Linked DNA regions of Mus musculus: region 2 is linked to region 1. The links are chromatin loops, found by intact Hi-C in ENCODE. Cell type or tissue: left cerebral cortex. All regions are shown on one strand. Links, peaks and the distances in the headings refer to the core of each region. The heading gives the core; the rest is flanking DNA. Region 1 overlaps Paxip1 (PAX interacting (with transcription-activation domain) protein 1). Region 2 overlaps Gm35223 (a long non-coding RNA gene).

Region 1 (6,348 bases), core at 906-5,905:
TGCTTAAGTTGCATAGGAAAGTTTCTAGTAGAAGCTGCACAGCTTGCTTCCTTTAAACATTTTTACTGGAAATTGGAACACAGTTCATCAGAAGGTATCTGTCCTGGGCACCTTCTGAGAGTGCTGTTTCACTCCACAAAGCATTTGTGTAATAATAAAAAAAAAAAATCAGTATTAAAGTCCTGATGCTGAGAGTCTAAAGTGAGCCTGTTCTCACAATTTCTGTCCCCCACCCCAGGTTCAGACCCCTTCTCATGCTTCACAATGGCTGCTGTGTCCCTGGTGCCATAGACACAAGCAGCTTCAACTCTTGTTTTTCTCAAAAACAGGTCAAAGAAAGTGACTGTGTGCCAGAGCACATGTACACGCTGGGGCAACCTGGAGATGATGGAGGAGCTGGCTCTTCTGCTCTGTGGGTCCCAGAGAGGAAACTCAGGCCGTCCCTTCTTTTACTTCTTTATCTTACAGGCTGGCCTCAGGCTTGCTCTGCCCCAGAGGATAATCCCGAGTCTGGTCCTCCCTGCCTCCATCTGATGCTAGAGCTGCGTCAATGTCTCTTACTTGCCAGCGCTCTGTGGTCCTAGGGATTGACCGCAGGACTTGATGCATGGCCAGCAAACACCCCAGCAATCACATCCCCAGCTCTCCTGTTTGCTTGCTTCTTGTCCTTGCTCACTGTACTGCAGACCTGTTCCCAGTGTACACTCGCCCACTGCCAACAGCTGCCTCCCCTCCATCTGTTTTAGCAGGATTTTGATCGTCCACACCAGTCTTCCCCCTGGTTAGTTGATGAGCAGTTTCCTCGAAATAAGGTTGTGCTTGTGTAGTCAGGCTAGAAAGAAAACACGAGTTGTGTCCTTGAGTCAAATCTCACTTGCGACACACCCTGTCCACCCTTGCCAGCCACTCTTCTGCCTCTGGCTAATCCTAAATCAGAATGCTCAGTTCCTATGTGTCAGGCTTTTCTAGGTACTGAGTCGTGTGCACCTTTCCCCCCACTTTCCTGCTGCTTGTTTTCTGTGCCCTTTCTGGTAGGCTGTCATGGACCCTGGCAGGCTTATGGTTGCCTTTTGGGCTTGCCTGTTGTAATCTGGTTTCTTGTCTGCTTTGGAAAAGCCTACGAGAGAGGCTTGATGCTCTATGGGAGGAAGACTAGTTTGAAGGAATGTCTGGTTTATTCATAGAATTGATGACTGCCACATGCTATCAGTGGCATATGGACACATGGGCAGAGTGAAGGCTAAGTCCTTGAAGTGGTGAGTTTATTCTGGGCTAATCAGGTGATCCAGTAGAACCCCATATGCCCTGAGAAAGGGGCCCAAGAGATGAGAAGAGAGGGTTTAGCCTGTGTTAATATCTGGATGCTGTACTGAGAGCCACACAACACCTTCACCCCACAGAGGTGGCACACAGCAGAGGCAGGCAGCTGGAGTATGAGGATCTACAAGTTTGAGGAATGGTGGCCAGAGTAAACAGAAGACAATTGTCCCCTGGCATCTCTGCAGACTGTGGACCTCTGCGGTTTCTTTTGTTGTTTTTGTTTCTTTTAAGACAGGAACTCAACTGTGTAGCCCAGGTTGGCCTCAAGCTTGTGATCCTCTTACTCCAGCTTCCCAAGTGCTAGAGAGTTAAAGGCATGCATTACCATGCTGAGGGATGACCTCTTAGTTTCTGTCTAGTAAGACCCAGCCTTCTGATTACAGAAATGTAAGAGAATGGGGTTTTTATTTCAAGCCACTGCCTTCACTGTTAACAGTTCCCAGGAGTAACAGAAGGATGTGGGTAAAATTGTTAAAGTCTGCTCTATGTTTCTGGCAGATGTGTGCATGCCTCTGCATTGCCCAAGAACACTAGATTCATGAATGAAAAGACACACACACACCCTTTATGTTTTAAACTAGCCCAGTGGCTGGGCCAATCCTGAACCTCCACATGGCTAACACACTCTGTGCTGAGTCCTCACCCAGCTCCTTAGATGGGGACTGTAGTCAGCAAGGGAGTTTTGGTAACTGGGTTGTATGGGGCCTAGTTTATTTTAGTCTGGTTCTATCCTTTGTTTTTGCTTTTCCTATAGCATCTTTCCACTTTCTAGCTATGCAGACAAGGCTGGCTTTGAACTCCTGAACATCCTTTTTTTTTTTTTTTTTTTTTGTTTCCTGAGTGCTACACATGTGCTCTAACTGGGGCCTCAAGAAGAGAAGATAGCATATGGAAAGATAGCCATGTAATAGAACAGGGGGACGGCTGATACAAGCCAGGAATTGGAATCACAGGTCGCACTTTGACCTTAGACTTGAGCCTCCTGCACTGTGAGCAACAGCTTCCCACAGGCTTAGTCCAGACATGCTGTACTTTACTATGATAGACAAGAGATTAGGCAGACATGGCCACCTTTCTGCCCCAACTGCTACCCTTGAGGACCCATTCTCCTGGTGTCCAGGTGAGGCCTTGGCCTCTTCAGTTTCCTGCCACAACTTGGACCTGGAGCAGGTACTGGCCAGGCAGATCTCAAGTGCAGATAAGTCAGTACAGGGTCCCAAATCCTGACATATCGGGGCATCCCAGTGACCTCCTAAGATGGACATGTCAGGGCCACAGCACTGTGTTTTAACCTAATCAGAAAGTTGCTGCCCTTGGGGGCATGCCCTGGACATCAGATCCTGTCCAGTAAGGCTTGCCTGAGAACTATCTTTTTCTCCCTGGTCCCTGCTTTAGCAAAGAAAAGTGTGTGTGTGTGTGTGTGTGTGTCCGTCTGGGTGCAGTAGCACTGCCACGTGGGGGTTGGTGGCTTCTGAAAACTAGATGTCCTTGTCCTGGGACCATCACTGCCTGCTTCAAACCCACCTGTGAGACCCAGACCAGAATGTGGCCTTTGTTGCCACCTGCTGGCCAATCTCATGACAGTTTGAACAGCTCCACCATCCTCAGCTTTACCAGTATCCGTGCTGGACAGCTCCCAGGGCCTGACCAAAACCAGGTGCTCTCTGTGGTCCTGATTAGCTGCCTATAGGCAGCATTCACAGACCCTCAGAGCTTTGCCCTCTGCCTGTGAAGGCCAATCTGCTCCTAGCTACTTGATCCCCATCTCAGGATCCAGAAGTCAGCATTTCCAGGCCTTCTCTGTAGCAGAGGCTACAGTGCCATGGTGGGTCCCTTCCTTGGATGCTAAGACCAGTAAACATGGTGAGAAGGCATGGCTGGTCACCTTGCAGGATATGGAGCAGAATGGGACTCACACGCATCTGATGACTCAGGGTTCCCTGTGATGGGCAGTATCTTCCCAGGCTACTGTGACCAGGACCTAGTGATGAGCCCTTCCCTTCTTCAGGTCATATACAGACCCACTCCACCCAGGGCCTGAGATAGAGTTCATTTGAAATGGGAGCCTCCCTGATGAAGTGCCCAAATTGACAGAGTAGTGTTGATTTTCTCCTCTCAACTCCAGGGCCTGACAGTCATTGTCTTAACTTGGGTTACATAGGACTGGGAGTCTGCAGGTGTCCAGAAAGGAAACTCTTCAGACTGCCTCCGTTATCCTGGATCAGCTTGGAGAGTGTGATGCCAGGCAGTTATTGTCAGCATATTTAAAACAGTACAATTTGGGAAGAAGTTTCTGGGCAATGATTATCACTCCCATTCTGGGTACACAGTAGAGCTTAGGTGTGACTACATAGAAACTCCTTTAAAGAGTAAACATGAACATGAGGATGGGTTCTATAGCTAAAAGGCCTAGAATATAGTGTGGTCTCTGACAGCATAGAAATCAGTGAGCCACAAAGTACTTTTGGCATCTCCCCTAAGGATGGATTCTACTAAATGTGAGAAGATAAAGGTTTAGGGGGGAAGAGTCTAGGATAAACATTCTGGAAAAGGTCTGCATCCAAAGACAGCAAAAAGGTCACCAGGGTGTTAACAAAATCCACTCCCAGCCTTCCAGGCAGGAAACAAGCATTTTATCCCCTCTATTAAGGGAACACCCCTGCATGATTAACATTCCTAGTTCCCTTAGAGATCTGTGGGCAAAAAGACCTTTATGTTCCCAACAGGTAACAATCACTGTGATGAAATGCCAGGAGCAAAAGCAAGTTGGGAAAGAAAAGGGCTTATCTGGCTTACACTTCCACATCACAGCTCATCAGTGAAGGAGGTCAGGTCAGGAACTTAAACAGGGCAAGAACTGGAGGCAGGAGCTGATGCATAGTCCATGGAGAGGTGCTGCTTATTGACAAGGTCTCCATAGCTTGCTCAGCCTGCTTTCTCATAGAACCATGATCATCAGCCTAGGTCAGCCCCTCCCACAATGGGCTGGACCTGCCTCTATAAATTTCTTTTTTTTTTAAATATTTATTTTATTTATATGAATACACTGTCGCTGTCTTCAGACACACCAGAAGAGGGCATCAGATCCCATTACAGATGGTTGTGAGCCACCATGTGGATGCTGGGAATTGAACTCAGGACCTTGGGAAGAGCAGTCAGTGCTCTTAACTGCTGAGTCATCTCTCCAGACCCTTCGTAAATTTCTAATTAAGAAAATGCTCTACAGGCTCACACACAGCCTAATCTTATGGAGCCATTTTTCTCAGTTGAGGTTTTCTCCTCTTGAATGACTCTAGCCTGTGTTAAATGGCATAAAGTTAACCAGCACAATTACTGAGCCCCCATGCATGCCGAGGCTTCAGGCCTTGAGTACTCTATACCAAAAGGGGGAGAAAGGAAGAGAAAGAGCAGTATGGGGGTGCTGGGGCTGGTTGTTGGCTTTTGACACCTCAAAACCCATTCCCAAGTGACATACTTCCTCCCAAACAGTTCATCAACTGGGGACTAAGCATGCAAATATATGTGCCTATAGGTGTCATCTTCATCCAAGCCACCACAACTAACATGTAGGGTGTGGGAACTGAACTCAAATCCTTTGTTAAGAGCTTTGAGTGCTCATAACAGCTAAGCCCTCACTCCAGCCCAGCCACTCACTTCTTATTACCATCTGCCAAAGAGGAACTTGGCTTTGATATTTGATAAAGATCTCATCTTTCCATGAAACTTCAGCAAGATTATGTAGCTCTGCCCAACTGCTGAACCCAGCATCAGGCTCTCCAGATTATCATGAATATCCACCCTATCCCAGGACAACCTTTGGCTCTGCATGGAGGACTGGGTATCTAGAGCCTTGGAATGGCCCGAGGAAGGAGGGAGAACAATAGGCTGGACAACTGGGAAATGTGTTTTCCAGGTTGTTTCCTTCCCAGGTGGTCTAGAATATGGTGCATGGCTTGTGGAGGGAGATAGGCAGGATTGGGTAAATGGCTTCTTGGGTACTTGTGGCCTAGTGGTTCCAGACATCAAGAAAATGCAGTGGGGCCCTGCTGCCATGGACTGGACTCAGTCTGTCTCTCAACCCAAGGGGAACCAGGGCTTTGGTGTTCAGGTGAGCAAGGAGTCGGTGGAAAGTGACAAACAGACACTGACATAGAGAGAGTGCTGTATCTGAATGTAATTTCTCAAAGAGAGCATCAGACTTATATTACAGAAGAAAACAAAGAAGTTAGGTGACACATCAGCCAAGGTACATTGAAGTTATCTGACACAAAACAAAAATGCATGCATAAAGATCAGCAGGAACTAGGCAGTGGTTAAAACTGAGATAAAAGGCAGCCCTTTCTAAAGTCAGCCATTAGGGAGCCAGGTGAAGATTTCATACCCTAGTCACAATTTATGCTATTCCTCTGAGCCTTGTGAAAGCTTGAACCAGGGGATTCTGCTCTTGCTGGCCTTTTCATGAATAATGCAATATTCCTCCTTAAACCACAACCCTCCTTCTTCCCAGGCCATTGTAAATTCCTGCATATGGAAGTGACTCGGCTATAATTCTAAGTTTGCTTTGTAGAACTTGTCCTGAGATTTCTAGCTCTTACCCAGTAAACTGCAGTGTCTGATTTCTTTCACTGTCTATCAACACTGGAGGCATTTCGTCTGAATGAGTAGCATTACCTATAATACAATACCGACTATTGCAAGGACAAATCTGGAGCATTCATGCTATGGGATACCAAGGCTCCAGGAGACTAAGTTTCCATGAAACTTTTTGCCTCAGGACTGCATCCAAGCTTTTGGGCCTGTCACGCAGACTTCACTGGAGTGGGTGTGGCACCCTGCTGTACAGGAGAGCTGGGGATTTGGCTTAGGGCTTGGTCCAGGCGACTCCCAGGAATGGTACAGGGGCCCAGTGCAGGTAGGAAGTGACCCTCTGACCTTAGGTACCTTAGGCACTTTCCTCATTTTGGAATAATGGGAATTGTCTCTAGATGCTTCTCCTGACCCCACTTTGCTGTCAGTCCCTCTGCTTTT
Region 2 (6,348 bases), core at 602-5,601, 350 kb before region 1:
ACAGTGGGTAAGGAACCCAGGTCAGCATAGCTTCCTGCTGTTGCTGATCCCCCACAGGAAAAGCAACAGCTTTGACACTAGTGTTGTGCCCAACTGCTGTACCCAAGTGGGTCCCCTCACCTATTGTGAGGTGGGAGGAAGGCATCGGCCGATGGAGGAACTTTCTAGAATTCTCTACCCACCAAGCTGTATCAAGCTTCTCCTGTAAGATGGCAATTTATTTATTTTTATTTTTTAAAAAAAGATTAGGTTTTAAGTTTTAAATTATACATGCATATATGTGTCTCTCTGAGTAATGTGAATCCCCAAGGTCTCAGATCCCCCTGTGGTGGTTTGAAGAGGCCATAGGAAGTGTGGCCTTATTGGAGGAGGTGTGGTCTTCTTAGAGGAAGTGTGTCACTGTGGAGGTGGGGCTTTGAGGTCTTAAATGCTCAAGCTAGGCCCAGTGTGAAACACATCCAATCTCTTCCTTGCTGCCTTCTGATCAAGATGTAGAATTCTCAGCTCCTCCAGCATGGAGTCTACCTTCATGCAGCATGCTTCTCACCATGATAATGGACTAAATTTCCATAACTGCAAGTCGGCCCCAATGAAATGTTTGCCTTTATAAGAGTTGCTCTGGAGGGCTGGAGAGATGGCTCAGAGGTCAGAGCACTGTCTGTTCTTCCAGAGGTCCTGAGTTCAATTCCCAGCAAACACATGGTGGCTCACACCCATCTGCAATTGGATCTGGCGCCCTCTTCTGGCATTCAGGTATGCACGCAAGTAGAATGCTGCATACATAATAAATGAGTAAACCTTAAAAAACAAACAAAAGAATTAAAGAAAATGTTGCCTTGGTCATGGTGTCTCTTCACAGCAATGGAAACCCTAAATAAGACACTCCTGGAGCTGGAGGTATAGGCACATGTGCACCACATGATGTGGGTGCTGGGAACCAAACCTGGGTCCTGTAAGAGCAGTAGTCTCCCTTAACCACTGAGGAGCCATCTTCCCAGCCTTAAGAGCCCCCCTCCTTTTCTTCTTCTTTTTTTGAGACAGGGTCTCTCTATATTATTCTGCTGTTCTAGAGCTCTCTATATAGACCAGCCTGGCTTTGAACTCACAGAGATCTGCTTTCCTCTTCCTCCCATGGGCTGGGATTAAAAGTATGCATCACCACACCTGGCAAGAAACAATTTCTTAAACATGTCTTATATTTTTGCGATTCTCGTTAGTGAGGCAGGCAGTGGCATTGTCTGTATCACAGTCATCACTAACCAGATCACAACAATGCTTGCAGTTCCCATGGTTAGCAGACTCACACACTTCTGGGAGACTACCCATCCATCTGGGTCATCCCTTCCTCCGTAGGAGTAAGGTGGGAGCGCACCCAGGCTATCTCATTTCTTAACTTAGGCTATCTCATCTCTCAACTCACTTGGAGCCACTGTAGGCTTTCTCCTCAGAGCAGCAGCATCCGGAGAAGTATGTATCGGTTTGCTTTGGTGGCTAGGTCCATTCATCTCTCATAGTTCTGGAGTATGCAACTCCAAAACCAAGGTGTGGACAGGGCTGCTACCCGAGAGGCCTCTCTCTTTTAGTTCCTAGGTGGTCATTTCTGTTTGTGACTCGTGGTCACACCAATGCATGTCTGTGTCCTCATCTTTTCATACAAGAGTACCAGTTGCATTGATTAGGGCTCGTCACATTTTTACCTCTTTAAAGACCCTGTCACTAGGCACAACCACATGTGACCAGGGGTCATTTGTCAACAGATGCATTTTATCCTGTAACATAGTGGCAGATGCATTCCATGTCCCTAGCTTAAGGGGAAGACTGTGACCCTGAACCCTGTTCATGGACTTCAGCTTGGAACCTCATCAAATACTTCTGCCTGTTACACAACCAAGAATCATCATACCCTCTGTTCTGTGACCCATATTATTGGGGGGGGTCCTCTTGCTAGAGGGGCTACTCCCTACCTGATGGAAACACCAGACTCAGATGGAACGTTAACAAGGGAGCTGACACTTTGTCATCGTCAAGCTGAGTGCGCTGGGAAAGGGAAGTGACAATGTACTGGCGATGAAACCATGTCGGTCCCCAGCGAGCCCTGAAAATAAATTGAGCTGGCAGAAGAGCCTGAGACAAAAAGGAGGCAGTCAGCGGTAGCAAGCACAGGTATATCCTGGGTTGTCAAGAGATATGATTGACATGCACATTTTTCTCTTTCTAATAATTGTTATAATTTAAAAATTATGATGCATAAGATATATGTAGTAGAGACTGAGGAGATGACTCAGTGGGTAAATAATGTTTGCCATACAAGTATGTGAATCTGAGTTCAAATCCACAGTGCCTATGTAAAACTCAGTAACCCCAGTACTGGGGAGTAGGGTCAGACAGATCCCAGGACCTTGCTGGTGTGTGTGTGTGTGTGTGTGTGTGTGTGTGTGTGTGTAAACAACTGAGTCATCATCATTGGCTAAACTACCTAAGTCACTTACATCCCTCTACACTGGAGGGAGCCATATGCAAGGGCACCATTCCTCTGGACTCCTTCGGGTCAGAATTGCTTTGTAGCCATCCAAAAACTGGTCAGGACAGACTGTGGTGAGAGCTGTGGCAAGCAGGTTCATGTGAACCCTAGAGGAAATCTGTGGATTTTTATTCCTGAACTTTCAACTTCTGGAAAAGTTTTTCTTAAGCAGTGCCTCATCTAGGACCTTGCTGGTATTTGTTCACACAGCTAGCTGTTGAGACCCCACACACACACATACAGAGACACACACATACAAACACACAGAATACACCCAGACATACACACACACACACACACACACACACACACAGACATACATGAACAGACATATATATACACACAGGCACATGAACACACATGCACACAGACACAGGGGGGAGGGAGGGAGGGAGGGAGGGAGGGAGGGAGGGAGGGAGGGAGGGAGGGAGGGGAGAGAAGCTTTTCTCTTCTGGTTACTTTGGAACAAAAGATTTAGCTTCTACTGCATAACCACAGAAAGTGATGGCAGCTGCCTTGTGTTCTAGGGATACAAAGTAACCAGTGTCTTCATTTCCACAGGCCTTCAAAGTCACTGTCTCCTTAAGGGACAGTGGGAGTCTATAAGGGCTCCCTCCCCAGCAGCACTCTGCATTTGCAAGTGCATTATGTGTCATGTGTTATGTGTCATGTGTTTGCAAGTGCATTATTTGTCATGTGCCCTCAGACTCAACACCCTGAGTGCCCTATGCACTAAGCACTGCAAATGTTTTTTGGTTTTCTTGGTTTTACTAGGAAACTACTCTCTGGGGTGTTGCATGGTGGCCCTTACATCATGAGAGTTGGATGTTCGACTCAAAGCCTGACTGACCGTAGTGGTATACTGATTTTCTAAGAACTTCAGCTATTTTCTGCCATGTTATATACTGCTTGAACTGGAACAGGCTGGTGGTTGGAGGGGTGGCATTTGCCATGGGTGTTTGTTAGTACCTGTGGCTTCTGCAAGAAGTCCCCATGAGCTCTGGGGTAGGTAACCTCAGCAGTTTTTCTCCTATAGGCTGGAGGCAGGAAGACCACAATGCTGGCAGTTCACAAAGAGTAGTTCATGGGAGTAGCCCCTTGCCTTTCTCAACATTGGGTGGACACTGGTTTAGCACCTGGCCACACCTCTTCAGCCTCCAAGGCCAGAGTCTTCACGTAGCTCAGCTGCACCTGCACATTGCTTTGTCCTTGCTATGTATAAGGCTGCATTTAGAAACCTCAGAGTCTAGACCCAACATCTGGATAGACCTAATTTAACCACATCTGATGAGCTGCTTTGCTTTGATGTGTAAGGCGATCTTCATGGCATATTCAGCCCCTGGGATGGAGTCCTAGAGATTAGGATGTGAGGCTCTTGAGGGTGGGGGTGGAGGATCATGGGAGAATCTTTAAAGAAAACCATAAACCTGGTAATGATAACAATTACTCTTCGCGTCTGTCTCGATGGTTAGGAAAAAAGTAATTGGTTGTGTTGAGGGGTATCCCAATGTCCTTCCTTTTGCTGTGATAAAGCAGACTCCCCAAAGACGACTTGGAGAGGAAAAGTTTGCTTTTCTTATACTCGCTAGTCTCAGTCACATCGAAGGACATCAAGGCAGGAACCTGCATGCAAGAACCATTGAGAACATTGCTTGTAAGCTCGTTGTCTGTTTCAAGTGTAGCTAGTTTTCTTACACAGTCCAGGACTATCTGCCTAGGGATGGTGCTGCTCATAGTAATCTGGGCAAATAATAATCAAGACATGTGCATGGGCTAGCATGATATGGACAGTTTCTCAATTGAGACTTTTCCCCTCTGATGCCTCTACACTGTGTCAAGTTGACAGTGAAGGCTAATCAGGACGGAAGAGTATATTAGAGTACTTTAACCATAAGCTACCTAGAGGTACTGAGAGTGACTGTGGTTTCAGTTATACTGAGGACACTAGGGAGAGTCCTGTGCAGCGATGAGCTGTTCTTTAGGAAATGTGTTCAGGAATTCACTCCTCAGGACCTCAAGGGTTTGCCTGCCTGAAGGCCATGCTCCTGTGAAGGGGTTAGGTGCTCTGGGAGCCATGGGGTGCTGTGTGTGTCAGTGAAGGGACAATCATGCATCAGGGACACATCCTATGTGCACACTAGCCCATGTGTCCTATGCCCAGTTCAGTCTAGACAGCCTTGGGGCACTCTTAGCTCAGGGCCTCATAAAAGCCACCCTAGTTGTCACATCAGTGCCTTCAACATGGTGATCTTTTAGCGTCTTAGATACACCCAGCATTTCTCTGGCAGTGACCGCTCAGAGGCCTCTGTCTACCTGTGACTCTTCTCAGCTTTCCCCAAGGCTGTTGGTTTTATTACAGAGCACAGCTGAGGTCACAGTCATGATGCACAGCCCAGCAAATGATTCTCCAAAAGCCACATGAGCATGGTATCAGCACCATGAGGGGGTGAGGCAGTGCTTCCTTGCCTAGTTCCAAGTTCTTGGTTCAGACCAGGCTTTTCTTTGGTATACTTCCATCATCCCAGCCGCAGTGCATCCCAGCCATAGTAGCCCAGAAGGCATGCCCTCATGGCTTTGCTCACCCATGTGGTTACTGGCTGTATATTGTGAGGTCCTATGTTGCATTTGGACCTGGAAGAGTAGTCCTGACAGCTTTTAAGTGTGAGAAGAGTATCCTCTGAAGGGAACCGAATTGTTTCCCTCCAGAGACAGACAGAGTCCTAGCATGTTCTAGACAGTATGGTGAACGTTATTTTCATTATACTTGCCCTTGCAAGTTAAGGCAAACTTGATGCCATAGAAGGAGGGAGATACACACAATCAGGATGTGAAATTACCCTGTAGTTATTGGTCCATCTCAAACACTGAGGACAGAGAGAGGAAGCATAAACTAGATCTATCATCATATGTCAAAGACAAAGAGCACACAGCCCTGATATGCAGATGGGCTGTCGTTGAAAAATGGGCAAAAAGGTTGATAGGAAGATTGTAAGAGAAACATACAGAGCCAGTAAGCAGGAGGCGACGCTCTGACAGAACCAAGGTGAAAATTGGGAGCCATATTCACTTGTGTTGACAGCCACCCTAAGGGAAGCTGAGGCTGGGGAGAAGGCTCAGTGAGCGAGAGAGCTTGCTATGGTCTATGGTTTTGTAAGGATCAGAGTTGGATTCTCAGACCCATGTAAGGCTGTGTGGCTGGAGGGGAAAGAGCCAGGAGGATCACTGGCATAGGCTGGCTAAAAAATGGCAAGCTCCAGGTTCACTGAGACCCTGTCTCAAAGAGACAGAGAGATAGCACTGGGCACATGCTGTCCTCCACATGCATGTGCATATGTGTGCTCACCCCTACATACCCATGTGCACATAGATACCTTATATGCATGTACAAAGGGGAAGAGACCTGGTGCTGGCAAGATACCAGGTTTTCACAGTCCTGGAGGCAAACAGGAGCAGCATACCTGGAGAGGAGTGTCGGCTTGCTTGGAAATGACATGGGGAGACATGACTCATCTAGAAGCTGTCACTCTGGTGCTATAACGTCAGAGATGTTCACAGTCTTTAGACATGTGTGTTGGCTTTGACACTGTTCATTCAGGTGAGCAATCAGGGCCGTTCTCCTGATCTCAGGAAGGGATCTAGTCTAAAAAACAGCACAACATTTGTAAAAGGTGAGGCATCCCCATCCCAGGAGGAAGGAAGAGATTATCTTGAGCCTCCTGAAGCCCAGTCTCCCATCCCTCAAACCATGGCTGTCTGTCTTTGGTTACTCTAGAGCTTGATTCCCATTACAGAGAGGCAGCCAGCCTGGGGCTAGTCAACACATGCCT

The links. Peaks named below come from ENCODE experiments on the same cell type or tissue, not always from the same donor. Only the 100,000 strongest peaks of a DNase experiment are listed, where the experiment ranks them.
Region 2: it touches region 1 in a loop (3.0-fold over the local background); 7 of 42 quality-filtered maps call a loop at or near these places.

What each region holds. Positions count from the first base shown.
Region 1 is chr5:27,733,933-27,740,280 of GRCm38, reverse strand. It overlaps Paxip1 (PAX interacting (with transcription-activation domain) protein 1), which reads left to right. Exons shown (of 21, transcript NM_018878.3): 21 at 1-201. Among named protein-coding and RNA genes, the nearest start is that of Paxip1, 54 kb to the left of the region's middle. In left cerebral cortex, for the core only: a CTCF peak has its summit at 2,903 (motif pointing left); a DNase peak (open chromatin) is centred at 2,896.
Region 2 is chr5:28,086,917-28,093,264 of GRCm38, reverse strand. All of the region lies in intron 1 of Gm35223 (a long non-coding RNA gene), which reads left to right. Among named protein-coding and RNA genes, the nearest start is that of Insig1, 19 kb to the right of the region's middle. In left cerebral cortex, for the core only: CTCF peaks have their summits at 748 (motif pointing left) and 2,514; no DNase peak of the experiment used is centred there.